Linked DNA regions of Homo sapiens: all the other regions are linked to region 2. A link is a loop called in an ENCODE intact Hi-C map of the cell type or tissue named here. Cell type or tissue: A673. All regions are shown on one strand. Links, peaks and the distances in the headings refer to the core of each region. The heading gives the core; the rest is flanking DNA.

Region 1 (7,719 bases), core at 1,526-6,525, 410 kb before region 2:
TGAGCAAGGCAAATGGTTAGTATTGAACAGAAAATGTCAGATAATAAATTCATTCATTTTCTTCGAATCCTGAATATATACACTTGGATTATTAGCTTGTGCGTGTGAAGCCACTCTGGCTTCATTTTTATTTCATATTATGACAGCTAAAATCTTTGTGAAGATTAAAAATATGGAGGAAACAGACAGGTTTTTAATATTTACATCTTAGAAAGATGAAGACTTTAGGTGGGTATAGGGAGAAACATTCAATACTTTGGATTCTTTTTTATTGGTAGAGTGAGTGCTAAGAAAAGGGATAGACCAATTTTTTTTCTCTCTTTCTCTCCTTTTCCTTTACGTAAACATAAAATGCTTCCAATTCACTGGATTTTCTTCTATGCTTCCAATATCATTGCATTTTCTTCTTTCCTTTTTCTTTGTTCTTTCTGAAAACACCTTGCTTTTGGTGGTTTAGTTGCCAGCCACTGGGCTCCACCTTGCCCTCAAGCCTTTCATGACCCAGGTGCTGGGTCCAGTGAATGAACTTTTGGTTGCTTTTGCCATCTTTGTACCAGACATAATACTTTTTTGATGTGCAACTGGTGCAGGCAAGGGAAGATGAAGGGGGAAGTCTCAGGCAGGAGTTAGAGATGTTTTATAATGATTGGCCGTCTTCTGCTATTAGAGCACAGAATTATGGCTCCTAAAAAAAGACTTGGCTTTTCTGATGATCCCCACTGCATTTAATGGACTAGTTCTGCAAGTATTTACATTGTTTGATGTACTTTATCTTTCCTTTTTACCATCAGTTGAGTTGGAAAGATTTGAGGACACATACAGAAAGAGTGATTTTAGATTCTTTTCTGATACCATTTGGACTCAGAAGTAGGAGAATTTGTGCCTTATTGTGTCTTTTTCTTTTGCTTTTTGATGAGAAGGAGCAGGGAAGTAAAAATCTCAAGAGAGCAGAATCAGTTTTCCGGTCACCAAGCTCATTAAGTTAATATTTACTTTTAAAATGAATGTATTTGCCAGCCCTTCCCACTGTTTGTTTGGGAAGCATTTAACATACATTTGAGAGCCTCTAACTTGTTTCCACCTCCATTGGGTATTTCACTTCTCAGACTGGTGGCGGTGAGTGTGATGCGTGGATCCCAGTTGTAACATCTGTTTCTGTCACTTCAATATTACGTTTATCTTGAGGGTAAAGGAAGGGAAAGAAATGAAGCTAAGGCAATTTTTCCCTGTTTTTCTGTGTCTACTGCACAATATTGATTGAATGATATTTAACATCTCTAGTGCTTTTAAGCCCATTTCAAATAACACAATTGACACATATGTAGGGGTTTAAGGAAACTGGACATTTAAATAAAAGATACAGCCTGAAAACTCAAAGATTACATTTGAAAATCTCTTTCCAGTGTTCCATAAAATGATATTTACAGTTTTTTTGTCTCTTGATACCTGCAACTTTCTAGATGAAAGCTGTTATTTTTCTTTAGGCCTCAGATGAGTATTTTTTCACTATTAAAAATTTTAATGAACATAAAATACTGATTATTTTAACTTCTATAAATATTTAATAACCAAGGTCTTCAGGTACATTGTATCGTAATTTCTGTTGGTTTTTTAAAGCTTGCTGTGTGAGAGAACTGACCGTTATGTTTAATTATTTGAAGGCTGTTTTGGGGAATGTAAAAATTGATACTGAAGGAAAAAAAGAACTGGGTGCGGTGGCTCACACCTGTAATCCCAGCATTTTGGGAGGACGAGGTGGGCGCATTGCTTGAGGCCAGGAGTTTGAAATCAGCCTGGCCAACATGGCAAAACCCTGTCTCTACTAAAAAATACAAAAGTTAGCTGGTGTGGTGGCCCAAGCCCGTAGTCCCAGCTACTTGGGAGGCTGAGGCAGGAGAATCGCTTGAACCCAGGAGGCAGAGGTTGTAGTGAGCCGAGATTGTGACCCTGTACTCCAGCCTGGGTGACAGAGCAAGACTCTCGAAACAACAACAACAAAAACAAATACAGAGAGATATGACTCTTTATTCATGATCTAGTTGACATCCCCTTGCTGTTACAAGTATGTATATTAAATGTTTCTGTAATACATGTCCTACAAGATGATGTATCAATGTATAGTATTTTTGTCTAGTTGGCAACCTGAGAAATATTTATGAGCTTTCAGTGGGACATCTACCACTTCAAGGATCAGCAAGGCACAGACAAGCCACAGGAATTATTAACTCAACAAATTATTAACTTATCAAATTAATTATCTAATTATTAACTCAGTTGACTGGGCTGGGTATTTTTCTTTGAGATTTCTTTTATTTTTGGTGGATCGATTGATTGGCACTGGCATGTCAGGGGCAATGACAATGCTGTCTCTAGCTGAAACTCTGTGCTCTCCAGACGGCGGTGAGTGACGCTTCTCCACCTGAACAACCTCAGAATCTGGGTGTGAGTGGAAAGTGCAAGAGCGCTGGAATCTCCTTCACCCATCTTCCAGCTTGTCCCCGTATCCCTATTTATAATCTGTGTGAGGCCATCTAGTAGTCTCCTTTTCCTTATCTGTACAACAGAGGTAACCCTCTCCACCTGGCAAAGTTGTAAGAATTAATGAAATAATGCTTGTAATTCCTGTAAAGGGTCTTGGCACGGAGCAGGCACCACCGTTTCATAGAGCTGGGCTGTGCCTCTCAAAGCATTGGCACATGCAGTGTGGTGCTGCACGTGACATTTGGGCCATCCTCCACATGAGTCCTCACATCTGTGGGCACAAGCTGAGGGGCACATGGAGACTCCTGGCTTTATGATGGGAACACCAGCAGTCTAATTTTAGGAACCTCCACATTTTAAAGAGGGGGAAACTGAGTCTGTAAAGTCCAAATTTAGGCTTCCTCCTTTTGTTGCCCCACTTCTGCCCATCACAGTGGCCTTGCTATGACCACGTGTTACTGGATCTGGCAGAAAAGGAATGTCCACTGGTGGGGTTTGTATGCCAGGTGGTTTTTGGTGGATGGGAGTTTGCATCCCACAAGACAGTCAGGAGCTCTGCATATGTGAGCACTACTAACTCATGTTTTAGAAGGAAACAGCGTTCACATATGTCACATCTACAGTGTGCATCTGGTCACAGGATTTCCAGAGGTCTATGATGATTACCCCAGATACAGAGGGAGGGAAAATCTCCCTGTACCTCCTCGTTTTTGGGTTGGTGCCTCGCCAGAGGTTTTCTGATTCTTCTTGGTTCCCTTTCTTGTTTGCCTGCATTTGTACTGGCTCATGTTTATTGTCTGGCAGGGGAAGCCCCTTTGTCTCTACTCCATGTGTCTTGTGTTCATGTGTTGAGTAACTGGGGCATTTTCTCCATTGTAGACATCACAGTCTTGGGACCTGTTGTTTGAGCAGATGTTCACATCCTTAAAATACTCTCTTCCCCCTGCAAGACTGTGTAAGGTTCCTGAGGGCAGAGACAGCATTTCTACCTCTCTCTGAATCTCATTCTTTCAGAACAGTCCTTTGCACCTAGTAGGTGCTGAATAAAAGTTGCTTGAGAGAATAAACAGATAATACTTTTGGAGTCTTTTAGGTGAATTTGTTCCCATAATTCAGACTTTTTTTCCTTCCTTCCTTCCTTCCTTCCTTCCTTCCTTCCTTCCTTCCTTCCTTCCTTCCTGCCTTCCTGCCTTCCTGCCTTCCTTCCTTCCTTCCTTTGCCACAGGAATTCACCAACTGTTTATTCATGGGGATGGGATTTATCTTAAATGTTTTTTCTGTATGGACCTTATTTAATTTTCCCAGTAATGTTGGCACTATTATTTCTATTTTTACAGATGGGGAAACGGAAGTTTAGAGAAGTTAAGCAACTAGCACAGGGTCACAGGGCTAGTGAAGCTCCAGAAGTGGAGGTGACCCAGACACGGCCCTCACGCCAGTTTAAGTAGCAGCTGGAGAGACCTGCTGGATTGTTGGCCTTTGAAAGGGAACATTGAAAGTTGCTTGCATTTGATGATGATTGGGTTACATTTACTTGAATTGTGTAACTTTTAAGTTGCAAATTAATGCTAAAAGTGTATTAGGGTAGCCTTAGGCTGTGGGACTAATTGAGAAACGAAGTACAATGGAAGTGCTGCAAGCAAATGGATTTTCCTGCTTAGAGCAGGTATTTACTATTAATCCTGTGGCATTTGCCTTAAGGAGTTGGAGTCTTTCTTAGCTAATTAAAAAGTACCGGTCAGATGTTGAGTGTTGTCAATAATTTAGTGCCTGCATCTTTTTATCCCTGTTGTTTGGAAACTACAATTTGGAATATTCTGTGCACATTTAAAAAAATAAATGACTGTCTGTGTGGTAATGTTTTTGCTTAGTAAATGTATGCATTATCATCTTGAGCTTATGAGTTTTCTGTACTTTTCTTGAAACTTTTATTAGTAGAAAAACTGTCAATCTAACGCGGTGATCTTTCTCTGAAGTCCTCAGCATGCAATTGGGCATAAAAGTTGTGATCCCTGAGCACATGTTTTGGGGTTAATCCTATTCATATTTTTGGTTTTCTTCTTCATTCCCAAGATATATAAAAATTAAAAGCATTTGAGATTGCACATTAGTGCATTGGATTTTTATCTGGGGTGGTCCCTTCTCTAAGTGGGTAGTGGGAGTGTGGAAGGGTGAAGCAATATCTACTAACCTTATTTGTGATTTGGGAGCTAGATTATCCTTTTTCCAAAACATCCTAAGCGAAGACTACCCTGACTGTGTTTTTACTGAAAGCTCTTCCTGTCATTCTGGGTAGTTTATACTGTTTATTTACCTTGTATAAGGAAATTCTTTCTTTACTGTCCCATCTTATCTCAGATCAAAGTTTCCACCCAGGGATCCTACTTAAAAAATATTGTCTGAGACTGCATGTGTTTTCTTTCTTTTTTTTTCTTTTTTTTTTTTTTTAGCACTCTGAGTTTTTGCTCCATCTGCACTCTCTGGTTTTCCGTCCTTCTATTTATGACAATTGTGTAATGAATATTCATAGTTTCCATTATTAATGTAATAGCATGCCATTTGTCAGCTCACTGGCTTTCTCGTATTATATATATATTTTTAAAAATTCTTTTTATTTATTTTAAAATTTTTGTTGTCTTTGTCTTCCGTAATCTTTTTTCTTTATAGAGTTTGTGATCATGTGTTTTTCCTCTAACCCAGACATATACGTAGGTCTAAAACTGCACAGTGCAGGATGTCAAATGGCTTAAAAGGATTTCTGCTGTGACTGAAAGAGTGGATCTGTGCCCTTCTGGGGGTGTAGGCTGACCACATGAATACCAATAATTAGACATCTTTTATTTTAAGAAATGGGCAGCTGTTTCTTTAGTTGAATTTTGATATCTTTATAGTTACTTTGCTTTCTTTAAAGGGCTTTTCTCTGTATATATGCATCTCTTTGGCAGGGTTGATGGCAGACTGGGATACTGGCATGGCAATAGTGGGAAAGAAGGAAGGAAAAAAAGCACAACTGAAAAGGAAAACCTGAAGTGTTCTGAATATTAGATTTTAAGGTATTAGTTGTTTTTTTAAGTTTTCTTTTTCAATTTATTAAAAAGTAGAATATGTAAGTATTGTGAATATCAGGTTTTTTTTCAGTGATTTTAAGGTAAAATTTTCACCGTCTCACACTTGATCAGAAAGTCTAGCAATTAACTTTCCCCTTGAGCATCCTGAGCCATCCCTCAGAGGTTTGATTAGGATGGCAGTTACAGTGGTGATAATGCCTTCCTGGAGTTTTCAAGCCTTTTATTTAAATCAGTGCTTATTATCTCTCACTGTTGTTTTAAAACACAGCTCCTGAACCTGAAAGTCCAGTGAAGATTTCATCTGGAAGGTTGGGTTACTGGGTGTGTGGGATTAGAGGCACAGACTGCTGTCTTCCTCTTTGTCATCATCAGAAGCCCTGAAACCCCTTTTCATGCTTGCTAAGATTAGGCAGGAGTGTCATTGCATATTTATAATACATATTTTGTAGGGCTTCATAGTTTACAAAACAATTTCATATGATATTTCAGTGAATTTTTGCAACAAAACAGCCCTGTGAAGGAGTGGACATGTAGTTTCATCTCTGTTTTGTAGAGGTGGAAATTGTACTCAGGGAAGGTAAGTGCTGTTCCCCAGGCCACAGTCTTCTGTTCTCACAGTGGAGCTTTGTCTGGGACCCAGGTTTCCTGCCCTCTCACCCTCACCCCCTTATTCTGCTTCTCCTGAAAAGGTCAGGATTTAAAGACATTGCATTCAGCATCAGATTAGGGGAGGTATGTGACCTAGAAACCCTAGCAATGTGGATTTCGAAAAGGTAGTTATTTCTTCTATTTCATAACATTAATGACAAATAATGAGTCACTTTCTAATTTTCTATTCAGACAAACGCATTTTGTTCTCTATATTCTGTGTTTCTGTGTTCTAGATTTATGGACCTGAATGCTTAAGTTTACATAGCAGTGAGAAACATAAATCCTATTTTGTATTCTTTAGGTACCTCAAGAGCCAACAGCTCAAACTGTGGAGGCAGTACTGGCAGTTTGGCTAAGAGGAAAGAGAGAGAAGTGGCTAGCAACCATCCCCTGAGAATAGGAGAAAATGAGATATTTCTGACAGTATTACAAACTGGAGCAGAGGTTTGGTGATAACAGGAAGCTGCTTATGAGAAGGATTTAGCATTAGATATGGATTTGAAACTCTGCTCCACCACTTAGTAGCTTTGTTACCATGAACAGACAGTTGCTTAATCTCCCTGAGCTTCAGCGTCCTCATCTGCGAGTGAAGGCTGTGAGGCAGTCTCATATATTATAGGGCGATAAGTCAGGATGCTGGAACCAGCTGCTTGGTGTCATAAACCTGTAGTCAGTCATATCCAGGCTCCAACACTCCTTGGCTATGTGAAGCTTAACATCTCGATGCCTCAGCTTCCTCATCTCGAACAGGAGGATGCTAATAATACTTAGCTCATAGAGTTGATAGGATCACAACAGTTTCAAAACGTGTAAAACACTTAAAACGGCGAATGGCTCATAGTAAATTCTCTACTAAAAGTTAATTGTGTCTGGGCACAGTGGCTCATAATCTCAGTGCTTCGGGAGATCAAGGAAGGAGGACTGCTTGAGACAAGCCTGGGCAATATAACAAGACCCCAGTTCTAAAAAATAAAAAAAAACCTGGCCAGGCGTGGTGACACATGCCCATTGTCCTAGCTACTCAGAAGGCTGAGGCAGTGGGATGGCTTGAGTCCAGGAGTGCAAGGCCGAAGTGAGCTGCAATGGCTTCACTGCCCTCCAGCCTGGGCAACATAGCGAGACTCTGTCTTTAAAAAAGGTTATTTTTAAGTGGAATAAGTTACGGTAGTACCTGCCATGTACATTAAGCTTTCAGTTGGTTAGTTTCTTCCTCTCCTATTTAGATGTTTTGAAGTTAAGCCTAATGAAAGCAATTCAAAAACCACTAAAATACATTTATTTTAATATTTGCATCACATTTAATTTGTGTAATTATTGATCTCTTATACCTTGGACATTCATTTTTTAAATGTAGTATTTTAAATGTAATATTTTTGCACTATTAATCACTTAAAATATTGTGTTATATCATGTCTAGGAAATTCATTATAGGCCTTTCTAAGAGAGAAGGCTTTGTGATAAAAGCCAGCTGCCCAGACATTTCCAAACCCTCCTCACCCATCCCCCAGCATGCTACAGA
Region 2 (7,719 bases), core at 1,232-6,231:
CCACTAGAGTTCTTGTCACTTCTTCTAAGTCACCGTTCCCTTTCAGTTCTTGGCCTCAGAGTCTCCCTCCCAGTATCTCCCTGGGCCTAGAAGCCTCAGGCCAGCCTGTTCCCTCCCTTGGCTGGAGTTGCTGCCTCTGGCTAAGGCTAGGTGAGACTTCAGGAAAAGAAAACAGGAGCCTTGTCCTGCTGCCTGGTCTGCTTCTATAGGAGTGCTGTGATTTCCCTGGTGGGTGCATTTTCATCAGGAAGGCTGTTGTACCAGAATGGTTTGGCTCTGTCGTCCTTTTTGGTTTATTATGAATTAAGCAGCCTTCTGTGCATCAGCCAGTGGACTAACCACCATGTAGAGAATTGTTTCTTCGGGGAAATATATTGTGAGTCTCAAACAGCTCTGAATCTGTTGGAACACAACTCCATTTTAGGTGCCAATATTTTGTTTTTGCACTGTGGAATTTTATAGTGGTAAAGGGACAATAAGATGATTGCTGCTAGGCTTTACTTGCTATTTTTGCATGATGTGATTTTCCTTTCTGTATCATGAGCAGAAACCCATAAACAATGCAAATGCTCATCAGTAGGCAAGCAGATGAATAATATTCCCTTTCGATAATCGTCATACAGGAGTTTGGACGAATCTTAGCAATGTAATGTTAAGTGAAAAAAAAATCCCAAAATATTAGATACAGCATTATATCTTGTATGTAAAATTTAAAATAATTAATATTATTTTATAATTGTTATAAGGACAACAAAGTTACCTAAAAAAGAAATGTAGAGAATAATGAACATGATTCAGGATGGAGCTTACTTCACTTGGGGGAGGTCAGGAGATTGCATGGGGCCTTAGCCAAACGATTAGATGTGGATTGTTGTTAAATGACGTAGTGAGTTCATGGGTCCTTATTAAGTTAATTAAAATAAAATTCCCTGCATCAGGTTCAAAGCAAGAAAAAAATAACAAACATGTTCTTTTCTCCTTAGTTAAGGATAAACACTGTTACATTTTCCAGGATGAAATAAGAATAAATCACAAACTTGGTTTTCATAGGAAATATCCATATGGGAATGTCGCTCCTTGACTTTGAAACCAAACAAAGTATGTCCAGTAGGTCAGCAGAAGCACAGCAGCACCTGCTGGGAGAAAAGGAGTCATTTAGCTAGTGAGGTCACCCAGTTGAGCACTCACCTTCCGTCTGTCAGTCTTTGCCGGCCTTGCATACATAAGCCTCTCTTTGTGAGTCAATCGAGATGAATTAACAGTCCTATTAGTAGTCTTTTACCAGACAGCAGGGGGAAGGGCACCTCATAAAGGGTCATACATCCAGGTTGCATCCTGGTTCTGTTCTTCTCTTCCAGGGCACCTAGGCAGGGTCCCCTCTTAGCTTTCATTATTATGTCCTATTTCGTTGGGTTGATGCACACTCATAAAATAATAGGTGTAAAATTGCAAATAGTAAACCAGCTTATGAGAAGTTGTTATTCCTGTAACTAGACATATTTCCCCAGATTTTTCTGTTTACTTCATATACCTTATATGTATAAACTATCCTTGTTGAGTATCATTTACAAATAATATCTTGTAAATGGTAATTTTACTCTGTAGTAGGTTAAATAATGGATACCCAAAGATAGTAAGTCCTTACACCTGGAACCTATAATCCAACCTTATTTGGAAAAATGGGTCTTTGCAGGTGGGATTAAGTTGAGGGTCGTGAAATGGGGTAATTATCGTTGAGTATCCAGGTAAGCCATAAGTTCAGTCATTGATGTTCTTATAAAAGAGAGGCAGAAGGAGATTTGACACAGAAGAGAAAGCAGTGTGAAGAGGGAGGCAGAAATTGGAGTGATGCATCCACAAGCCAAGTAATGCCAGCACCCACCAGAAGCTGGAGGAGGCAAGAAACTGCTTCTCCCCTAAACCCCCCAGAGGGGACAAGGCCCTACTAACATCTTAGTTTCAGCCCATTGAAAACAAGTTTGGCTTCAGGCTCCAGAACTGTGAGAGAGCACATTTCTCGTTTTAAGCCACCAAGTTTGTGTTGTTACAGCAGTCACGGGAAATCAATACATTCATATTAACATATTTTTGAAGATAATATAATTTTCTAAAACACAATTGAGGATGTCAAGCTTTTGAAGTGTTCTGAATCAATTCAATAACTTTGTCGTATTTAATTTTGATGTAACTGAAATGAATATTTAAATTAAAATTTTAAAGCACTACATTTTTCAGGGTAAAGGTTGACAATCAGCACACATTACAGAACAACAAGATGGTGAGCAATTTGGGCATGCCTATGTATCATTTTGACATACGCGTGAGGATTTTCATTGGCCTCAAGTTTGCAGCTGAAGTAAAAGCATCGTGGATGAATTGAGCATTTTTATTATTATGTCCTGCCAGCTTCCAGAAATGATTCAAAACCTCTTGGAGCTACCTAATCTATAAGGCTGTTAAAGGTAGAAGAGCAGGTGCCTAGAGGTGAGCTGTGACTTGCAGAGTGCCAAGCCAGTTTTCCATGCAGTCTTTATCATCAGTGGTAGCTCCTGACACCACAGAACTTGAAATTGCCCTCAACCCTTCCTTTACAAATGCTATTTTAAAGAATAATCTTACATAGGCACTCCAGATGAAGGTGGACCTGTGACCATAACTTCCTCTCCTCTATTCGTGCTTTTTAGGTCGAAAAGTCCAATTAGAATGCATCTTTTAAAGCAGTACTTCTCAAACTTCAGTATGCTTGTAAACCACCTGGGGTTCTTCATGAGCTGTAGATTCTGATTCAGCAGGGAGTGGGACCTGAGCTTCTGCAGGTGGTGGTGATGCTGCTAGTTCATGGACCACACTTTGAGCAGCAGGGCTGTAGCATCTAGTGCTCCTGCTTACAGGTTTCTCCCTGTTTTTCCCTATTTTGAGGCACAGTTTCAGGCAGTCAGGCTGGTTCTGCTGCATTTGCTTGGCAACATCACCTCCCTCCAGCCTCTGCAGCTTCCACCCTTGGGCTGCTGCACGTGCACGTACATTTCCACTGCTGTGGCTCCCACAGTGCACAGTTGGGGACTGAGTCTGAAGCTGTGTCACAATAACATCACTCAGTCTGAAAAGAGAGAAAAGTTGTTGAGATGAGAGTGAAATCCATAAGGGAATCAGGGTTTAGAGAGACAGGGAATATAAAAACAGTAGGAGAACAGGGAGAGGGAAAAGCATGAAAATTTAGTTGGGGAAAAACATTTGAAATGTGCTACTTTCACTGCAGAATTTTCCAGGCACTAAGAGCATTTTCTGGAGTAATTTTAGATTTATTTATTTGTTATCCTCGACTTTCTTTAGCAGCCACCTGCTTGTTGTGTTCATTCATCCACCAATCTTTTGTGACCTTCTGTATACAGGCTGAAAACTTTTTTTAAAAAAATCTCTGAACTGTATAACTAAGTGCTGCAGCCTCTGAGAGACTGTCTAGTTAAATTGGGCCAGACAGTGGTCCCAACCGGGCTGATGTTAGAATCACTGAGGAGGTTTAGAAAATTCTGCATATCTTGCTGCACCTTGGACCAGTTAAATAGGAATTTAGGGGATAGGTCACAGTCATTCGCACTTTTTTCTTTTTCTTTTTTTTTAATCAGTATTTTAAAATATTCCTTAGATGATTCCTGTGTCCAGCCAAGCACCACTAAATGAGACAGTAACCTTCTAGCAGGTGAATTGAACTCATTTTTTAAAAACCCCTAAGAGCTGTTTTTCTGTGTGTGTGTTGCTTCCTATATAAACCTTTGCAATGTTGAAAACTCTACATAATATTTTGGAAACACCCTCTCCTTCAATCCATCACCTGCAGCCAAGCAGCTGATTAAATATTGAAGCTGCTTTCTGAAGCCCTGGCAGCTTTTCATTTTCTCAGTCCAGTGGCTCCCCCTGCTGTCTTTACCAGGTAGAGTTCACTTCTCTACAGAACCTCACTACAGATTCTGCTGCTCCGCAAAACACAACCCAGAATCATAGTATTTTAAGGAAGATTTTCTAATCCCACATCAAGCCTGTATGTTACTGCCAAAAATGAACATTCAGAATACTCTAATCTCTTACCTAGTGGTAGTTTAGGTAAGGCCTAGGGAATGATGGAAGAAAGGAACTATATATATGTAAATAGATAAACTCACACCTGTGTACACACACACACACATACACATACACACACACACACACACACACACACACACACATTGATAGCTTATCTGGCTACCAGAAAAATATTCTGTTAGCCATGTGATTGTGCTGGTTCCCTGCAAAATAATTAGCATTGACACTGTAGAAAGTGGGGAAGGAAAGCTTTCATGACTAACTTCTCTGCCCTCCTTCATCTAATTATACCCTTCCTTATCAACCCACTTCTCCCTGTCTACCCTCTAAGCTGTAATTGCAGCCACATAAAAACAAAAGTAAATATATGGGCATCTGTGTGACCTCATCTTGTCACCCAGACTCTGTTGTATATTACCTCAGGATTAAACTAGTGCACTGTGTCTATGGAGGCAGAATTTGATCCTTATTTTGTCTGAATGCAAAATGCAACCTTAATTCTGCCTAAACCTCATAAAGGTGCTGATTCCATTTTACACAGCTTTTATCGTTAGAATGCCCTTCTTTGCTGTATATCAATATCTTTACCCCATTGGTCCTTGTTGTCATGTGGCTCCGCATAAGTCAGTCTCCCATTCACAATGTAGCACTTAATCTATTCAAAGCGATATCCCAAAACATTTTTTTCTCAACAGCATTTCCAGTCAGCCCAATGGGACATGGGGCACACCCCTCCCCCCACCCCCAACCTTTCTGAATACACTCCACAGAGGACCGTTTATTTTTGTCCCTTGTCACATGTAGCATCTGGTACTGGCACAGCAATCCAGATGTGTTCTGACTAGTATATCATATGATTAAATGATTACATCTGTATGAATTGTTTATTGCTGCATAACATTAACAAAAATGTAGTGACTAAGGCACATTTATCATCTCTCAGTTTCTGTGGGTTGGGATTCCTGGCATGACTTAGCTAGGCCCTCTGCTTCATGGTCTTTTTTTTTTTTTTTTTTTTTGAGACGGAGTCTCGCTCTGTCGCCCAGGCCGGACTGCGGACTGCAGTGGCGCAATCTCGGCTCACTGCAAGCTCTGCTTCCCGGGTTCACGCCATTCTCCTGCCTCAGCCTCCCGAGTAGCTGGGACTACAGGCGCCTGCCACCGCACCCGGCTAATTTTTTGTATTTTTAGTAGAGACGGGGTTTCACCTTGTTAGCCAGGATGGTCTCGATCTCCTGACCTCGTGATCCACCCGCCTCGGCCTCCCAAAGTGCTGGGATTATAGGCGTGAGCCACTGCGCCCAGCTGCTTCATGGTCTTAAAAGGCTGTAATCAAGGTATCAGCTGGGGCAGCAGTCTGACATGAGGGTCGGCTGGAGCTCATGTGGTTCTTGGCAACACTCAGTTTCTTGCAGGCTGTGGAACTAAGGACTCAGGTTCTTGCTGGCTGTTGGCTGAAGCCACCCCCAGTTCCTTGCCTTCAGGCCTTCCCAACGTGGCTGCTTGCTTCCTCAAAGCCAGCAAGGGAGCAAGTCCACTAGCACAATGGCTGTTATCATTGTACACAATATACAGTTGACCTGTGAACAACACAACTTTGGAATTCACAAGTCCACTTAGATGTGGATTTTTTTTCAATTAAAGTTATACCAAATGTGCCTGTCTCTCCTGCCTCCCCTTCTGTCACCTCCATGTCTTCCACATCTGCCCCCCTTGAGATAGCAGGACCAAGCCCTCTTCCTCCTCCTCAGCCTACTCAACATGAAGATAAAGATGAAGACCTTTATGTTTCACTTCCACTTAATAATTAGTAACTACATTTTTCTTCCTCTTGATTTTCCTAATATTCTTTTTTTCTAGCTTACTTTATTGTAAGGATATAGTATATAATAAATATAACATATATATAGTTGGTAAGACTTCTGTTCAACAGTAGGCTATTAGTAGTTAAGTTTTGGGAGAGCCAAGAGTTTTATGGGAATTTTTGACTGTGCATGGGGTTGGTGCCCCAACCCCTGCATTGTTCAAGGGCCAGTTGTAATCTCAGAAGTGATATCTCATCACTTTTGCCATATTCTGTTGGTTAGAAGTTCCTGCTCCCACCCACACTGAAGGCGAAGGTTGTGAACAGCAGGAGGTGGGAATCACAGGGGTGAGCTTAGAGTCAACCCTCCTAATCTCTTTTGACTTCTAGTAGGTGATCTTATAGAAGTTTTTATTCAGCTAAAAACCACAAGTCTTTTTTTATGCAGCTTGCTGCATGCCACCTGTTCCCATCTTGAACGATCAATTAATAGAATCTAAGTACTGGACTTTATGTTTATAGCTATCACATTTTCCTGGTGTTAGGTTCAGCCAGTTGTTCATGCCTTATTAAATATTTTTGAATCCTGGTTCAGCCATCAGAATACTACACATCCCTTCTATTTCACGTCATCTGAAAAATGTAAGACATCCCTTCTGTCTTCCTTCAAGTAACTGATAAAAATCCTGAAGAGGATGATACCTAACATTATACAGAATATACATGTACACCTGCATCACATGTCTTATAGACATACACGTATGTATGTGCATGTGTATGTGTGCGCGCGCATGTGTGTGTTGAATGTGAGGGAGAGAGAGCATGAAAAAAACCTCATTCTGATACTCAAAACCTCCTTCTAGGGTGTGGTCAGGTGGATATGAATTGTTTAACAACATCTGAGCCACATTTCTCAGCCAGCTTCTCCTAGAAGCAGATAGTATAGCTCTTCAAAGCATGGTCTCTCTAGTCACACCAACCTGATACAGGATTCCAGCTGCCCCACTTTCTAGCTGTGCAACCTTGAACAACCAGTTTGTCAGTAAACTGGTTATAAACCTGATATTGCACACATGATATCAATAAAGGATAGCTTATTTTCTTGATGCCTGGCTAAAATCGACATATGCTGGAAGAGCAAAGGTTACTGCCCAGACGCTCTTCTCTGAATTCAGGATGTTGACAAGTTTTGTTTGACCCATCTTATTTAGTTTTTGTTTTAAATTTGAATTAAGTAATTTTTTGTAGAAATTTGAATTAGGTCATAGGATTAAGGTACTTTCACAGGAAATCCAGGTATTCTCCAGTTCCCTTAGTGAAATGAAAGCTACAGCAATACTGGGGTCCTGCACTGTGCATGGCAGCCTCTGGCAGAAGCTGAGCAGTCGCTGCTCTCTGTGGACAGGGCCTTGTCACATTCAGTCCTGCCTTCTTTCTCCCCAGCCCTCTCCCTCAGTCACCTGCCTGACTGCTTCTAGAAGAATTTTAATTTGCATTACCATTCTGCTCCAGGAAGGTAGAGTAAGGTAGGAGGAAAAGCAGAAATCTTGAAACTGAAGACGACTCTCTTCTACTTTTTAAAAAGGTTAGTTTAACATGACTTTTTATTTAATGAAGTCATGATAATTTGTCATTTACAAGGATCCTTCAGGTCTATATAGTTAATTAAACAAATATGTAAGGAGTGCCTACTTTATGTACTTTGATAAAAGGAATATAAAGTAAACAAAAATTTTAAAAAAGACATGACCTCTTTACTTATTAACACTTAGAGTCCAATGAAAGAAATAGACGTTTATCAAATTTTCACAGAAATAAATGTAAAGTTTCAACTG
Region 3 (7,719 bases), core at 1,236-6,235, 260 kb before region 2:
CATTTTGAATATATTCAATGGTAACATTTCCTATAAGTATGCAAGTAATACATTTTTATTGGGGAAAATAAAAATCACTCATAATCCTCTTGTCTTAATATCTCTCTATTACTTTCACCAGGCTACTGTGAAATTTTCTTTCTTTATTCTCCAAGGGCCTTTGCAGGCAACCAGAAAAAGAAAATACTCGCTTAAAATTGTGGTTATAACTTAAACTTCAGGGGTGTGTATGTGTGTTTTGGTCTCTATTAGAATGGGTGGAGAAGAGTCTGAACTCTGAATACCCCTGCCTTAATGACCCTCGAGGGCTGTTTTAATTGTTTCTCCTGCTGTTCTAAGCTTCACTTAATTTCATATGACTATTTTTGAATGCGACATGCAAAATCTCTAGTTAATACTATTTGGCAATGAGTAGTACTTGGGGACTCCTCAGAGCCTCATGGTGGTGAATCAGTGATGTGATTTTTTTGGTGCATCTCATTTCACTGCTTTGGAGATGCTTTTTTCATGAGAGTGGAAACTTGACTTTTCTTGTGTGATCCTGGGTGTGTATGCCTCTGTTAGAGAAAGAGGGGGCATTTATGACTCTGCTCAAGAAACAGAAACAGAATGCTTTAAACACATCTTTGGACCAAGAGGCTTGAAATGCTGTAAAGTTGAGCATCTGATTTATCTGCTTTTCTTTAATCCTAGCTCATGCAATGATTCATTCTCATCGCGATGCTGTATATGGCTTTTAAAACAGAAGATTAGGAATGAATGGGTTTGACTTTGATTTTTAGATACAGTATGATATGTAGTATGTAAGAATTAGCAAGAGTTTAATAAGTAATCAAAGATTGAGGAAAAGTGATAATATCAAGAAGTATATCCATTTCTTTTCTGCTTTTCTAAAACAGTTTCTGTGGGAAAAAAAAGCTACTACAGATAAAAATCTATTTGAAATGGCAACTTGACCTCAGAATGAGAAAATTTGATTTCTCTAGAAATGTGAAATACAGGTTTTTCAAAGACCTCAGTAATGTGTTTCTCCAGACAAGTGTGCTTGAAAGTAGGACCAGAGAAAAACGAAAATACCTCCTCCTCCCCCTCCCCCTTCCCCTCCCCCTTCCCCTCCCCCTTTCTCCTCCTCCTCTTCTCATTTTCCTTCTCCTCCTCCTCTCCTTTTCCTTCTCCTCCTCCTCTCCTCTCCTCCTCTTCTCCTTCTCCTCTTCCTCCTCCTCTTTCTCCCCCCCACCCTTCTCCTACCTGGCTTCCTCCTTCCCCTTTTCTTCCTTCTTAGTTTTTGTTATTTGGTGTTTGTTTGCCTTCACAGAATTCCTTTCTTCATAGTTTTCAGTGTATGTGGGTATTATATGGTACATGTGGCATTATATGGTACATGTGGGTATTATGTTTATGTATAAAAACTCATAGAGAACTAATTAACATAGTAGGTTTCAAATCTCAGTATGTGTGAAAAATCAATCTGAAAAACTCATAAGGATCTACATTTACTTATTTTTTATGAAACTATCCCATCTCATCAAACACGGCCCTTCTCTAGTAATTTCAAGAGTATGTGTAAACAACTACTTTTTACCTCTGTGGATGACTTGGAGATTTTTCCTGTGCTTTGCCTTCTTTTGATGTGTTTGGAGTTCTTCCATTCCTGGTCCTTGATAACTTTGCCTTACTTTTGTTTAGAATTTTTCCTTCTTTCATCATTCATTTTGGTTGCTTGGTACTTTCCTGTCTTCTCTGTTAGCTGGTAATCTCCTCAAGGGCTGTATGCATGTTATTTCTTGCTCCACCTGGAACAATTCCTTGCATCTAGGAAGTATTTCTCTTCAAAGTCCTGAGAAGTATACAACCCATAGCCCTAAAACTCCAGAAGGTTAATGTATTAAAATGGATGATTAAAGTCTCTCAAAACCGAACAATCAAACATCAAAGCAGATAAGCACAAGTCATCTCAATGAGAGAAGTGGAAGAATTAGAAACCGAGTGTGAGCTCGGCTTTAAAGTTCACACACACAGGGGTCATGGGGATAGAAAGGTCACAGAAGAAGTGCAAGCACTCACCTCCTGATATCATTGTTTCCAGGGAGAGTTAGTTTCAGGCATGAAAGTGCAGAACAAATGTAGATGTGAATTAAATTAACAAATGTCTTAGGACATTTGATAGTACTTTGGTTCTCTTTGGAGTTCTGATTGAAGACTTGAGATGACTGTTGCACAGAATTTTAAAGAAATTTGGAGTTGAAACTGTTTCATCACTGTCCGTGATCTTTGAGGATCTATGAAAAATTGGAGAGGCATTAGCAGTCTTGAGATGTCCAAACCTTTACAGAAGACGATAAATCTATGAACCAGAACCGAAGGAAATGGTGTGACATTCCCCTTGCACGCTCTTCTTGTTCCCCCTTCTCTAATGAAAATACTGTTCCGATGGTTTCTCAACAATTAGAAAGCAAAATAGTGACACGAAGTTAGTTAAAAAAAAAAAAAAAGTCATACTTAAATAACCTTAATTCCTTGTTTGGATCAGATTTTTAAGCTAGTAGACTTGCAGAACACTGTAGCTATTATATATCTGCTTATTTTAAAAATGTTGCTAAATGTTCCCAGTTATGTTCTGGTAGATAAGAGGATCATAGGCAGTTGGATGATGTGCTGTTGCTGGTGGTGGATCTAAAACAGGCTGTTCAGCTATACCTGAGAGTAGTAAGTTTTCCAGTAAGGTGCTGTTTCAGTATCTCTTTTACGTGGTAAGGACTTGGCTCATTTGTTTACCACTGAGCTTTCAACTATGAGGACACTCAAAATAGTTGAAAAACTTTTGAATGTTTATAGTAAAAAGGCGACTTCAGTTTTGGAGAGACCAGGCAAAGGAAGAGAGGCAGTGAGAAGCTGGTGTTGGAACCTGAAGGTTTAACACAATGATTTTCAGTCCTGGTTGCACGTTAGAATCACTGCGGGTGTTTTTACAAATACAGATGCTAGGACTTTACCCCACACCAGTTAAATCAGGGGCAGAGCTAGGCATTGTTGTTTCAAATCTCCTCTGGTGATTCTGATATGTAGCCAAGGTTGAGGACCTGTACCTTGTCATCTGTGCAGCTGCAAAAGCTCGGCCCATCCCTCTCCATGCTTTGCCTAGTGCACATAGGGGCAGCTGTGCCGAGCAGCAGCCAAAACAGTAGCCTCTATTCCACTGCTTCCAAGAGACTGCCAGGATGGAATCCTCTGTGCCTCACATCACTGTGTCATATCCCAGGCACTATCCAAAGTAAAAAAACTCCCTGATCATCCACTATGCCTCAGACTGCACCCTCATATTTCTTCTTCCCTTTTGTTTTTAACCATTTGCAAGTATCATGTTTCTTAATGTGTGCCCCACACTGTCCCTTTCCTCCATCCTTTAGGCTCTTTCCATGTGTTCTAGATATAGAACATCATTCTCTGATCAGGAAATTCCTACATATTTTCTACCTCTTCTCTGAGTGTTTACTTCTGCTTTAACAGAAAACTGGCTGTCTCTTGCAGTCCCCCAAGTAACTCATAAATTTATATGTCTGGCCTAGATTTTTCTACTGAGATCCAGACTCATAAATACCAATGCTTCCTTTATGTCTCCAGTTGGATGTTCCCAGACTAAGATCTTTTTCCCAAACAGAACTCTTGATACATTTTGTCTAAATCTTTCATCCTTTAATTTCACTCATTTCAGTAAATGATACCTACATCCACTTAGATGCTAAAATCAGGAAGTAATGGAGTCATCCTTTATAATTTCCGTATCCCAATTCAGTTTATCCTAACAGCCTGTTTGTTCTGTCTTCAAAATACCATTTTCCTTTTTTCCCATTGCTCTTACCAGTACCCTGGTGAGAATAGCCACCAAGTTTCACCCAGAGCCCCACAACAGCTTTCTGACTGCCCTTCCGGCTCCCACTGTGTGCTCCTGCAGGAATTCTCCACACCATAGCGAGTGAGCTGCAGACACAGAAGTTAATCATGCTGTTACCCTTCTTAAGATCTTTCAGTGTTTTTTGTATCAGTCCTTTATGCAGCCCAGAAGGCCCTTCGTGATCTGGCTCCTGTCCTCTCTAGCTCTTCCACCCACACCTCACTAGCTCTATCCTTCTTCCCCCATTTTTTCTTTCCCTTCCTCCTTCTCTTCTTTATTTTTGTTTAACACATCACATTCTCACCCTCTGAGCTTTTGTGCAGGTTGTTCCATCTGCCTGGAATGTTCTTGGTTTATTCTTTTATCTTCCTTTTTTCAGCTTAATCCTTTCCTGTGGAATGTAAAAATTGACCGACCTTCCTTCCTTCCTTCCTTCCTTCCTTCCTTCCTTCCTTCCTTCCTTCCTTCTTTTCTCTCTCCTCTCTCTTTTCTCTCTTTCTTTTCTTTCTCTCTTCTTTTCTCTTTTTTAAGACATGGGCAACTGGACACGGTGGCTCACGTCTGTAATCCCAGCACTTTGGTAGGCCGAGGGGTGGATCATAGTGAGTTCAGGTGTTCGAGACCAGCCTGGCCAACATGGTGAAACCCCGTCTCTACTACAGATACAAAAAATTAGCTGGGCGTGGTGGTGCATACCTGTAATCTCAGTTACTCGGGAGGCTGAGGCAGGAGAATTGCTTGAACCCAGGAGGCAGAGGTTGCAGTGAGCCGAGATTGCGCCATTGTACTCCAGCCTGGGCAACAGGGTGAGACTCCGTCTCAAAAAAAGAAAAAAATATAAAAAGATGTGCATGCTGTGTTGCCTAGGCTGAAGTGCGTGGTACAATCATAGCTTGCTATAACCTTGAACTCTTGGGCTCTAGTGGTTCCCCGACCTCAGCATCCTAAGTAGCTGGGACTACAGGCACGTGCCACCATGCTCAACTATTTTTTAAATTTTTGTAGGGAGAAGGGATTTTGCTGTGTGGCCCAGGCATGTCTCAAACCCCTGGTCAGAAGTGATCTTCCTGCCCCAGCCTCCCTATTTCTTTTATATAGCGTGCTGAGATTTTCCCTTATCACATTTATACCAATGCATATTGTATTCTTTAAAAAAGAACTTATTATAGAAAATAACTAGTAGAGAGCATAGTCATAAACTTCCATGAAGCCATCACCCATCTTCAAACATGGGCAACTCATGACTGATCATATTTCATCTATATTCATTCCCTGCAATTATTTTGAAAGAAAACCCCGGACCTTATATTACTTTATATTAGATTTATTTTTTGAAAGATAAGCATTGTGTTTTAAAACACATGACAATACTATATGATAACATGTAAAAAGTTAAATGTTCCTTAATATCAACTATACAGTATTAAAATACACTTTGTTTGAATCCAGAAAAATTGAGTCTATACATTGCAATGAATTGCAGTTACATGTCAATCTTTTAGTCCATGGGTTACCCCTACCATGCCTTTTTTCCCCTTGAAGTTGATTTGTTGAAGAAACAGATTAATTTCTCCTATAGAGCTTTAGAAGTCTGGATTTTCCTTATTGTTTCCTAATGGTGTTATTTAACTTGTTCCCTTATGCCTTTTAAATAAGTAGTTAGATTTAGACTTGGTCAGAATCTAACTGTTGATAATCTACTAAGTGATTATGGTTAGCAAAATGGTGATATTCAAATTCTGTCTTTCCGTCTTCATTTGTTACATGCAGTGCATCTATAGAGAAACTTCCTCAAATCAACTACAATATTTAATTATACTGAGGTACAGTGTATATGAAAGGGTATGAAAGGGAAGGAAAATGTTTGATATATTCTGTATTTAGAAAGTTTTAAAGTAATGAAATGATTCTGTAATACCCTCCAAAATGACCAATTAGGTTTTTTATTTCATTTTAAAACTTATAAATTTATTTATTTATTTTTATTTTTATTTTATTTTATTATTATTATACTTTAAGTTTTAGGGTACATGTGCACAATGTGCAGGTTAGTTACATATGTATACATGTGCCATGTTGGTATGCTGCACCCATTAACTCGTCATTTAGTATTAGGTATATCTCCTAAAGCTATCCCTCCCCCCTCCCCCCACCCCACAACATTCCCCAGAGTGTGATGTTCCCCTTCCTGTGTCCATGTGTTCTCATTGTTCAATACGGTGTTTGGTTTTTTGTTCTTGCGATAGTTAATGAGAATGATGATTTCCAATTTCATCCATGTCCCTACAAAGAACATGAACTCATCATTTTATATGGCTCCATAGTATTCCATGGTGTATATGTGCCACATTTTCTTAATCCAGTCTATCATTGTTGGACATTTGGGTTGGTTCCAAGTCTTTGCTATTGTGAATAGTGCCGCAATAAACATACGTGTGCATGTGTCTTTATAGTAGCATGATTTATAATCCTTTGGGTATATACCCAGTAATGGGATGGCTGGGTCAAATGGTATTTCTAGTTCTAGATCCCTGAGGAATCGCCACACTGACTTCCACAATGGTTGAACTAGTTTACAGTCCCACCAGCAGTGTAAAAGTGTTCCTATTTCCCCACATCCTCTCCAGCACCTGTTGTTTCCTGACTTTTTAATGATCGCCATTCTAACTGGTGTGAGATGGTATCTCATTGTGGTTTTGATTTGTGGTTTTGATTTGCATTTCTCTGATAGCCAGTGATAGTGAGCATTTTTTCATGTGTTTTTTGGCTGCATAAATGTCTTCTTTTGAGAAGTGTCTGTTCATGTCCTTCGCCCACTTTTTGATGGGGTTGTTCGTTTTTTTCTTATAAATTTGTTTGAGTTCATTGTAGATTCTGGATATTAGCCCTTTGTCAGATGAGTAGGTTGCGAAAATTTTCTCCCATTTTATGGGTTGCCTGTTCACTCTGATGGTAGTTTCTTTTGCTGTGCAGAAGCTCTTTAGTTTAATTAGATCCCATTTGTCAATTTTGTCTTTTGTTGCCATTGCTTTTGGTGTTTTAGACATGAAGTCCTTGCCCATGCCTATGTCCTGAATGGTAATGCCTAGGTTTTCTTCTAGGGTTTTTATGGTTTGAGGTCTAACATGTAAGTCTTTAATCCATCTTGAATTAATTTTTGTATAAGGTGTAAGGAAAGGATCCAGTTTCAGCTTTCTACATGTGGCTAGCCAGTTTTCCCAGCACCATGTATTAAATAGGGAATCCTTTCCCCATTGCTTGTTTTTCTCAGGTTTGTCAAAGATCAGATAGTTGTAGATATGCGGCATTATTTCTGAGGGCTCTGTTCTGTTCCATTGATCTATATCTCTGTTTTGGTACCAGTACCATGCTGTTTTGGTTACTGTAGCCTTGTAGTGTAGTTTGAAGTCAGGTAGCATGATGCCTCCAGCTTTGTTCTTTTGTCTTAGGATTGACTTGGTGATGCGGGCTCTTTTTTGGTTCCATATGAACTTTAAAGTAGTTTTTTCCAATTCTGTGCAGAAAGTCATTGGTAGCTTGATGGGAATGGTATTGAATCTATAAATTACCTTGGGCAGTATGGCCATTTTCACGATATTGATTCTTCTTACCCATGAGCATGGAATATTCTTCCATTTGTTTGTATCCTCTTTTATTTCATTGAGCAGTGGTTTGTAGTTCTCCTTGAAGAGGTCCTTCACATCCCTTGTAAGTTGGATTCCTAGGTATTTTATTCTCTTTGAAGCAATTGTGAATGGGAGTTCACTCATGATTTGGCTCTCTGTTTGTCTATTATTGGTGTATAAGAATGCTTGTGATTTTTGCAC
Region 4 (7,719 bases), core at 1,672-6,671, 580 kb before region 2:
CTAGTTTCATACTATTTGGGTTGGAAAAGATACTTGATATGGTTTCAGTCTTCTTACATTTGTTAAGTCTTGTTTTGTGACCTAACATATGATCTATCCTGGATTATGTTCCATGTGCACGTGAGAAGAATGTGTATTTTGCTGCTGTTTGAATGGAATGTTCTGTTTATGTCTATTAGGTCCATTTGGTCTAAAGTGTTGTTTAAGTCATGTTTCCATATTTTTTTCCATCTGGATGATCTGCCCATTGTCAAAAGTGGGTTATTGAAGTCCACTACTATTATTGTATTATTGCCTATGTCTCCCTTTACAACTATCAATATTTGCTTTCTATATTTAGGTGCTTGTATGTCTCTTGCTGTCTTACTTTGTGATTAGGTGATTTTTCTCTATGGCATACTTTGATTCCTTTGTTGTTGTTGTTTTTGAGACACGGTTTCGCTTTGTCGCCCAGGTTGGAGTGCGGTGGCATGATCTCGGCTCACTGAAACCTCTGCCTCCCAGGTTCAACCAATTCTCCTGCCTCGGCCTCCTGAGTAGCTGGGATTACAGGTGTGCACTACCATGTCTGGATAACTTTTGTATTTTTAGTAGAGATGGGGTTTTACCATGTTGGCCAGGCTTGTCTTGCACTCCTGACCTCAAGTGATCTGCCTGCCTCGGCCTCCCAAAGTGCTGGGATTACAGGCACGAGCCACCATGCCCAGCCTGATTCCTTGCTTTTTGTCTTTTATGTATCTACTGTAGGGTTTTGCTTTATTGTTACCATGAGGCTTACATAAAATATTTTATAGTTATAACAGTCTATTTTAAGCTGATAATTTAACTTTGATTGCATACAGAAACTCTATACTTTTACCCCACATCATCCACATTTTGTTTTTAGTGTCACAATGTACATCTTTTTATATTTGTATCCCTTAAGAAATAATTATAGCTATTATTATTTTTTAGTAGTTTTGTCTGTTAACCTTCATCTCCTGTGAAGGTATTTTTGTGCATGGGTAGCTATTCTAATTGATGTTTCTATGGAGGGACAAGCACTAGAAAGTCCTATTCTGCCATGTTGCTGATGTCACTTGCTCAATATTTTTTATTATTATTAGCTCAGTTATATTATTTTCTTCATCTAAAAAATATGAATTCAAAACTTTGTATTGGATTTTGATTTTAAAGAATGGTTGAGCTATCCTTGATTTCATTCCACTTGTTCTTGCAAAATCACATAAACATGAATTCCAGTGTTTGCACGTGAATGCATGCATGCATGCATGCATTTGGTGAAGGGAGGAGAGGAGGGCCTAACATTTATTGAACATTACATACCAGACACCTTGCTAGTGTTGTTTATTTTTAATAGTGGAAAAAGCTATAGAGACTATTTCTGAAAATATTTTTGAGGCTAGATATGAAATTTTCAACAGAACTACAAACAATTCTGCTGAAAGAAAGGGCCATCCTCCTGAGGAATTCAAGACTGACTTCAGTCTGGATTTAGATTTAACTTTAAATTCTCTGCTAAAGACATGACCTTCAACTTTTTTTTTCCAAGAAATGTTTTCGACAGCCTGTAAAACAAATTCAACTCACGTGAGAATGTAAATCAAGTTAGGATATGAAATCACATATGTTACTTTCTGGCTCCCTAGAAGTTTGACAGCAGAGTTTAGGTTGCAACAAGCTTCGAGATACCCGAGAAGACCTTTCATTTCAAGGTCTGAAATGATTAAATGATTAAAATTGCTCTTTAATAATTAAACATGCCATCTGTATAAGGCAGAGGGTGACCTTTCACCCATGGTCTCTCAGGCTGTTCTAGAATTTCTGCAGTTGGCACATATGGTATCAGAAATCCATTGCTATTCTTCCTTTGAAATATTAGAAGAGCAGACTTAGAGCAGCTGTTTTTGTGCTGCCAGATTTCATTGAAATGTGGGTTTTAAAAGCCCTTGGCTTGTCATTTTGAGTTAGCTTACCTTAATCACAAATCTCACCATAATATAATTCAAGTGATGCCTGAAACTCAATACAGCAGAACATTTGCTGAACAATGCACTTAGCAATAATAACCAAGCAAAATGTACATTTTTCACTGAAATATCATTTTCATGTTATTTGTGCCCTCAAAAATGTCTAATAGATTATAAATGCTCCTTTTTCCATAACAACAAAATACCAAGGAAACAATCTTGAGTCATCATGCTCTCTTTCCCCAAGTTGGAAATATACAAGAGAATATGACATTTGGAGATCTGCTAGACTATCTGCTTTAGGATTTCAAGACTGATAGTACTACTAAAAAATTGATGCAACCCTGTCATTAAGCCAACTGTAGTAATTAGACTGCAGTTGATGAGTATACTTGTATGTTTGTCTTAAATGTCATATCAGACAACTTCCACAGTTTAGTGATTGACAGTTATAATGGTCAGAACAAAGGAACACCAGTCATCATAAACATAATTTCTCTGTGTCTGGGGGAAGGAGGTATAGACCCTGGCTGTAACAGTACTTGCTAATTAAACTGTAGTATACTGGAGACTTTTAATCTGCCTGCCTTCAACAGGCTGTTTGTTTATTAAAGTTCAACTGTTGGACTACATTCAAGGGCTTTCAGTGTTGACTTTAGTACTACTTTTGAAGATAAACATAACTCTTCACTTTCATTTAAAGCCTTTGTAAGAACTTTTAACGCTGAAAGAAAAGATAAGTGAGCTATTATTATTCTTAAAATATACTTCAAATTTTATTTTTAAAAGGCAAACTGTGGGGATTTTTCTCTTATTATTTAAATTTGTTTCTCATATAAACATATAGCCAGGAATCAGGAAAAATGATCTTGTTTGCTTTATTGTTGTATTTATTGTATTCAGGATTGGAATTTAATGTATTGAATTTCGATGGAATTCATTGGGCATAAGGCATAACATAAAATAGAGTACAGTTGCCATTTTTTCCTCCAGCAAAATTTTAAGTCATGGAGATAAATAATGAGTATTCATTTATTTATTCAAAAATATGTATTTATTAGTTCCTCTTAAGTACATTTTTTTGTGTTGGAATACTTACAACCATGGATGAGACATTTAAGAACTCAATCTGTACATAAAATAGAAGAGAGGACAATTCATTTTGTGAAGGGAAGTTATGCTAACTATTCACTAGCTGCTATGATTTCGTCATGTCCCCCAAAGTTATGTGTTGGAAATTTAATTCCCAATGCAACAATGTTGAGAGGTGGGACCTTTAAGAGGTGATTAGGTCATGAGGGGTCTGCCCTTATGAATGGATTAATGCCATTATCTAGGGAGTCGGTTAGTTATCATGGGAGTAGGTTCCTAATAAAAAGGAGTTTGGCTCCCTTTCTTCTCTCACATGTGTGCTTTCTTCCCCTTCTGCCTTCTACCACGGGACGATGCAGCAAGAAGGCCCTTAACCTTGGACTTTCTAGCCCCCAGAACTGTGAGCCAAATAAATTTCTGTTCATTATAAATTACCTAGCCTCAGGTATTTCACTATAGCAGTACAAAACAGATCAAGACACTGGCTAACCCTCCAAATTCATTCTCCATCCTTCTCTGCCCTACGTCGACCTACAGATTGCATTATCTGAGTTTCTTTGCTCCTCTGACTTTGGGAGAATAGATAGTAGGAGAAGAGAAAGATTTGGGTATTTATTCCCCCTACTCGCTCAGCCAAACTATGTTTCCTTTACCTTATGACCACAGCTTCTTTTGGGCAATCCTTCAGTTCTCTCTGATTTCAGCCCTTCCATTCCCTGCTCTGTCTCTTCAGTTGCAGGGATGGTAATAGCTTCTCTTCGTTGTTAGTCACTGGGTGCTTCACCGTCCTTGGTTATTGTTACTCTTGACACACCTCTGTATTTAGTCCCTTCATTGAATTCTCTTCAATTAACCTTCCTGCTGGGCTGCTTACTGTCACAGACAGGAATATGGAAGGTAAAGGAAGAGAATACAGGGATTTCTTTACCTTCAAATTTTCAGCACGTAGATCGTGATAGATCTGAACAAAGCTACTATCCAGATAAAAAACATGCAATTTCTGTTGCTGCCAACAGATGGCATTAGTAGTCATAGTTGGTTATTTGGGGCCATGAAGTGTTCCGTTCTTGACTCTGTTAGCTGCTTTTCTCTATTTTTAGAAAATGTTTTACAAATATTAACTCCATCCACACCTGATAAATGCAAAACAGTAAGAGTATTGGGAAAAGCTATTTTAGCAGGCATACATTTGTTTATGATAAAGCCAAGAATAGAGATTATTCAAAACAGATGGAAAATAGAAAGAAAAGAACAAAGTTTGCATATGCACAAAGAATGAACTTTTGAAAACAGGAATAATTTTAAAGGGACAGAAAAGCATTGTGTCTAATTGTTATGGACTGAATTTTGTCCTCTCAAAATTCATTTATTGATGGACTAATCCCTAATGTGGCTATATTTGGAGATAGGGCTTTGAGGAGTTAATTAAGGTTAAATGAAGTCACAAGAATGGGGCCCTAACCCAATAGAACTGGTGTCCTTATGGGAAGAGGAAAAGACAACGGGAGTATATGTGCACAGAAGAAAGACCACGTGAGGACACAGCAAAAAGGTGGCCCTCTGTGAGCCAAGGAGAGAAACCTCAGGAGAAACCAACCCTGCCAGCAATTTGATCTTGGACTTTTAGCCTCCAGAGAAGTAAATTTGTGAAAAATAAATTTCTGTTGTTAAAGCCACCCAATCTGTGGGATTTTGTTATAGCACCCCTAGCAGACCAATACACAAACCCGTGGACAGTAATCCCCAAGAGACTAAGTGACTAAAGCAATGAAAAACATAGTATTTGCATGTGTGGCTAAAGGCTCAGTATTAATATCAAATGCTTATTAGCATTAGGAGAGGGCTAGGAACTTGTTCCAAAACTGAAAATGCGGAATGACCCTGGTGGCGTCTCCCATAGCTGACTGGATGGTTATCGATGCTATGAATCCAATTAGGAAAACAGGGGAAAGAACGAATTTGATGGGGAAAATGAGTCTGACTTGGGGCATACTGAGTTTGAGTTGTCTTAAGGACATTCAAGTAGAGACTTCTGAAAGAACTTGGAATATTAGACCAGAATTAAGGTGATAAATGATTTGGGGATAAAAATTCAATTGACACATATGGTTGGGTTTTAGTTTTAGTTTTTCTGAGACAGGGTCCCACTCTGTCACCCAGGCTGGAGTGCAGCATTGTGATCTCGGCTCACTGCAACCTCGGCCTCCCGGGCTCAAGCAATCCTCCCTCCTCAGCCCCCCAAGCAGTTGGGACTATGGGTACCCACCACCACGCCTGGCTAATTTTTATGTATTTTTTGTAGAGACAGGGTTTTGCCATGTTGCCCAGGCTGGTCTCGAACTCCTGGACTCAAGCGACCCGCCTGCCTCAGTCTCCCAAAGTGCTGGGATTACAGGCATGAGCCACAGTGCCTGACCTAAAACATATGTATTGAGCACCTACTGTGTGCTAGGCACTGTCTAATGCTTAGGTTACCTCAGTGAACAAAAGAGGCAAAAACCCCTATCTCATGGAGCTGAAATTCTACTGGACAGGAGAAAGAAAAAAACAAAAAGCAATAACATAATGAGTATGTTATACAGTATTTTAGGAGACAATTCAATGCCTTAGGGCAACAGAGCATGCCAAGGGAATTGGAGATGCTGGTGTGAGGAGGTACAGGTTGCAATATTCTCTAACGTCATTCAGATTAGGTCTCATTGAGAAGATGGCATTTGAACAAAGACTTGAAGGTAAAAGAGGTAGCCGAGGGGCTGTCTGAAAAAAGTGTGGTCCAGGAGAGGGAATAAACACTGTAAAGGCCCTAGGGTGACAGCATGCCTGGTGTATCAGAGAGACAGCAAAGATTCCAGCAAGGCTGTAGCCTAATGAAAGAAGAGGAGAGTAATAGTAGATGATGACAGAGGCACAAGGTGGAGGAGGTGTCAGGTCACTCAGGCTAAGTCTTTTGTAAGGAGTTTGGGTATTACTCTGAGTGAAATGGAAGCTTCCAAATAGAGGTGTTACCAGGTCTTTCATTTTAAAATAATTACTGGCTGCTGTATTACCAATAAGCAGTGAGAAGAAGGAAGGGCAAGGGTGGGAGCAAGGAGACCAGTTGGGGCACAATTGCAGTAACAGAAGAGGAGGTAGAAGTTTGCTAATTCGAAGGTAGAGGTGATTTACTAATGAACTATATGTGGAGTTTCAGAGAATTAAAGGAATCAAGGATGACTTCAAGAGTTTTAAACTGGGAAACAAGAAGGATAAGAAAATGGATTAAAGAAAAGATCATAACTTTCAAAAGTATTGAGATGTTTGTTGCCATCTATTTGCATATGTTGAATAGGCATTCTGATATGTTTGACTGGATATTAGGAGTGAGGTTCAAGCTAAAAATATAAATTTGGGAGTGAGCAGCACGTGGATGGTATTTACAGCCATGCTATTAATTGAGATTACCAAGATAATGAATGTACTTAGAAAAGAAAATCAAGGATTCAGTCGGGGTCACGCCAATAGTAACAGTTCTTGGAGAAAAGGAGCATCCAAAAAACAAGACTGAGTAGGAGCAACCAGAGAAGTAGGAGGAAATTTAAGAGAGCATGGTGAACTGGAAGCCAAGTGAAAAAGATATCAAGGAAGATGGTATGATAAATTGCACCAGATGGTGTTAATAAGTCAAGGAAGATGATGGCTGAGATTTGATCTCCATGTGCTACACTGAGGTTAGCACATGGAGGTCATTAATGTCCTTGACAAGAGCAATTTTGTTTTTTGTGTATCCATTGTATGCTTTTTGGTTTGAGGTTACCACGAGGCTTGCAAATTCTATCTTATAACCCTTTGTTTTAATCTGATAACAACTTTACACTGTTTGCGTAAATAAACAAGCAAAAAGAACACTGATAAAATCTCTACACCTTAACTTTATCCCCCTGCTTTTTAACTTTTTGTTGTTTCTATTTATATCTTATTGTATTGACTATATCTTGAAGTGTTGCAGTTTTTTTTTTTTTTTATTGGTTCATCATTTAGTCTTCCTACTTGGGATAAGAGTAGTTTACACACCACAGTTACAGTGTTATGATATTCTGTGTTTTTCTGTGTTCTTATTTTACCAGTGAGTTTTGTATCTTCAGGTGATTATGTGTTGCTTATTAATGTCCTTTCTTTCTGATTGAAGTACTACTCCCTTTAGCATTTCTTGTAGGACAGGTCTGGTATTGATGAAATCCCTCAGCTTTTGTTTGTCTTAGAAAGTCTTTATTTCTCCTTCATGTTTGAAGGATATTTTCACTGTATATACTATTCTAGGATAAAAGGTTATTTTCCTTTAGTACGTTAAATATGTCAGCCGGGCGTGGTGGCTCACGCCTGTAATCCCAGCATTTTGGGAGGCAGAGGCCGGCGGATCACGAGGTCAGGAAATCGAGACCATCCTGACTAACACGGTGAAACCCCGTCTCTACTAAAAAAAAAAAAAAAAATACAGAAAAAAATTAGCCCGGCGTGGTGGCCGGCGCCTGTAGTCCCAGCTACTTGGGAGGCTAAGGCAGGAGAATGGCGTGAACCCAGGAGGCGGAGTTTGCAGTGAGCAGAGTTCGCACCACTGCACTCTGGTCTGGGCGACAGAGCAAGACTCCGTCTCAACTAACTAACTAACTAACTAACTAAC

What was found. Peaks named below come from ENCODE experiments on the same cell type or tissue, not always from the same donor. Only the 100,000 strongest peaks of a DNase experiment are listed, where the experiment ranks them.
Region 1: it touches region 2 in a loop (4-fold over the local background); 11 of 110 quality-filtered maps call a loop at or near these places.
Region 3: it touches region 2 in a loop (7-fold over the local background); 2 of 110 quality-filtered maps call a loop at or near these places.
Region 4: it touches region 2 in a loop (12-fold over the local background); 68 of 110 quality-filtered maps call a loop at or near these places.

Annotation. Positions count from the first base shown.
Region 1 is chr7:90,618,010-90,625,728 of GRCh38, forward strand. All of the region lies in intron 2 of CDK14 (cyclin dependent kinase 14), which reads left to right. Among named protein-coding and RNA genes, the nearest start is that of CDK14, 26 kb to the left of the region's middle. In A673, for the core only: no CTCF peak of the experiment used is centred there; DNase peaks (open chromatin) are centred at 3,472, 3,892 and 4,792; H3K4me3 peaks cover 548 bases; H3K27ac peaks cover 4,932 bases.
Region 2 is chr7:91,030,756-91,038,474 of GRCh38, forward strand. The region is part of intron 10 of CDK14 (cyclin dependent kinase 14); the gene reads left to right. Among named protein-coding and RNA genes, the nearest start is that of FZD1, 230 kb to the right of the region's middle. RefSeq lists an enhancer at 951-1,485. In A673, for the core only: a CTCF peak has its summit at 3,923 (motif pointing left); a DNase peak (open chromatin) is centred at 3,886; H3K27ac peaks cover 1,580 bases.
Region 3 is chr7:90,774,540-90,782,258 of GRCh38, forward strand. The region is part of intron 4 of CDK14 (cyclin dependent kinase 14); the gene reads left to right. Among named protein-coding and RNA genes, the nearest start is that of CDK14, 180 kb to the left of the region's middle. RefSeq lists an enhancer at 2,573-2,632. In A673, for the core only: no CTCF peak of the experiment used is centred there; a DNase peak (open chromatin) is centred at 4,172; H3K27ac peaks cover 4,168 bases.
Region 4 is chr7:90,451,542-90,459,260 of GRCh38, forward strand. No RefSeq gene overlaps it. Among named protein-coding and RNA genes, the nearest start is that of PTTG1IP2, 14 kb to the right of the region's middle. In A673, for the core only: CTCF peaks have their summits at 4,059 (motif pointing right) and 4,265; a DNase peak (open chromatin) is centred at 4,090; H3K27ac peaks cover 701 bases.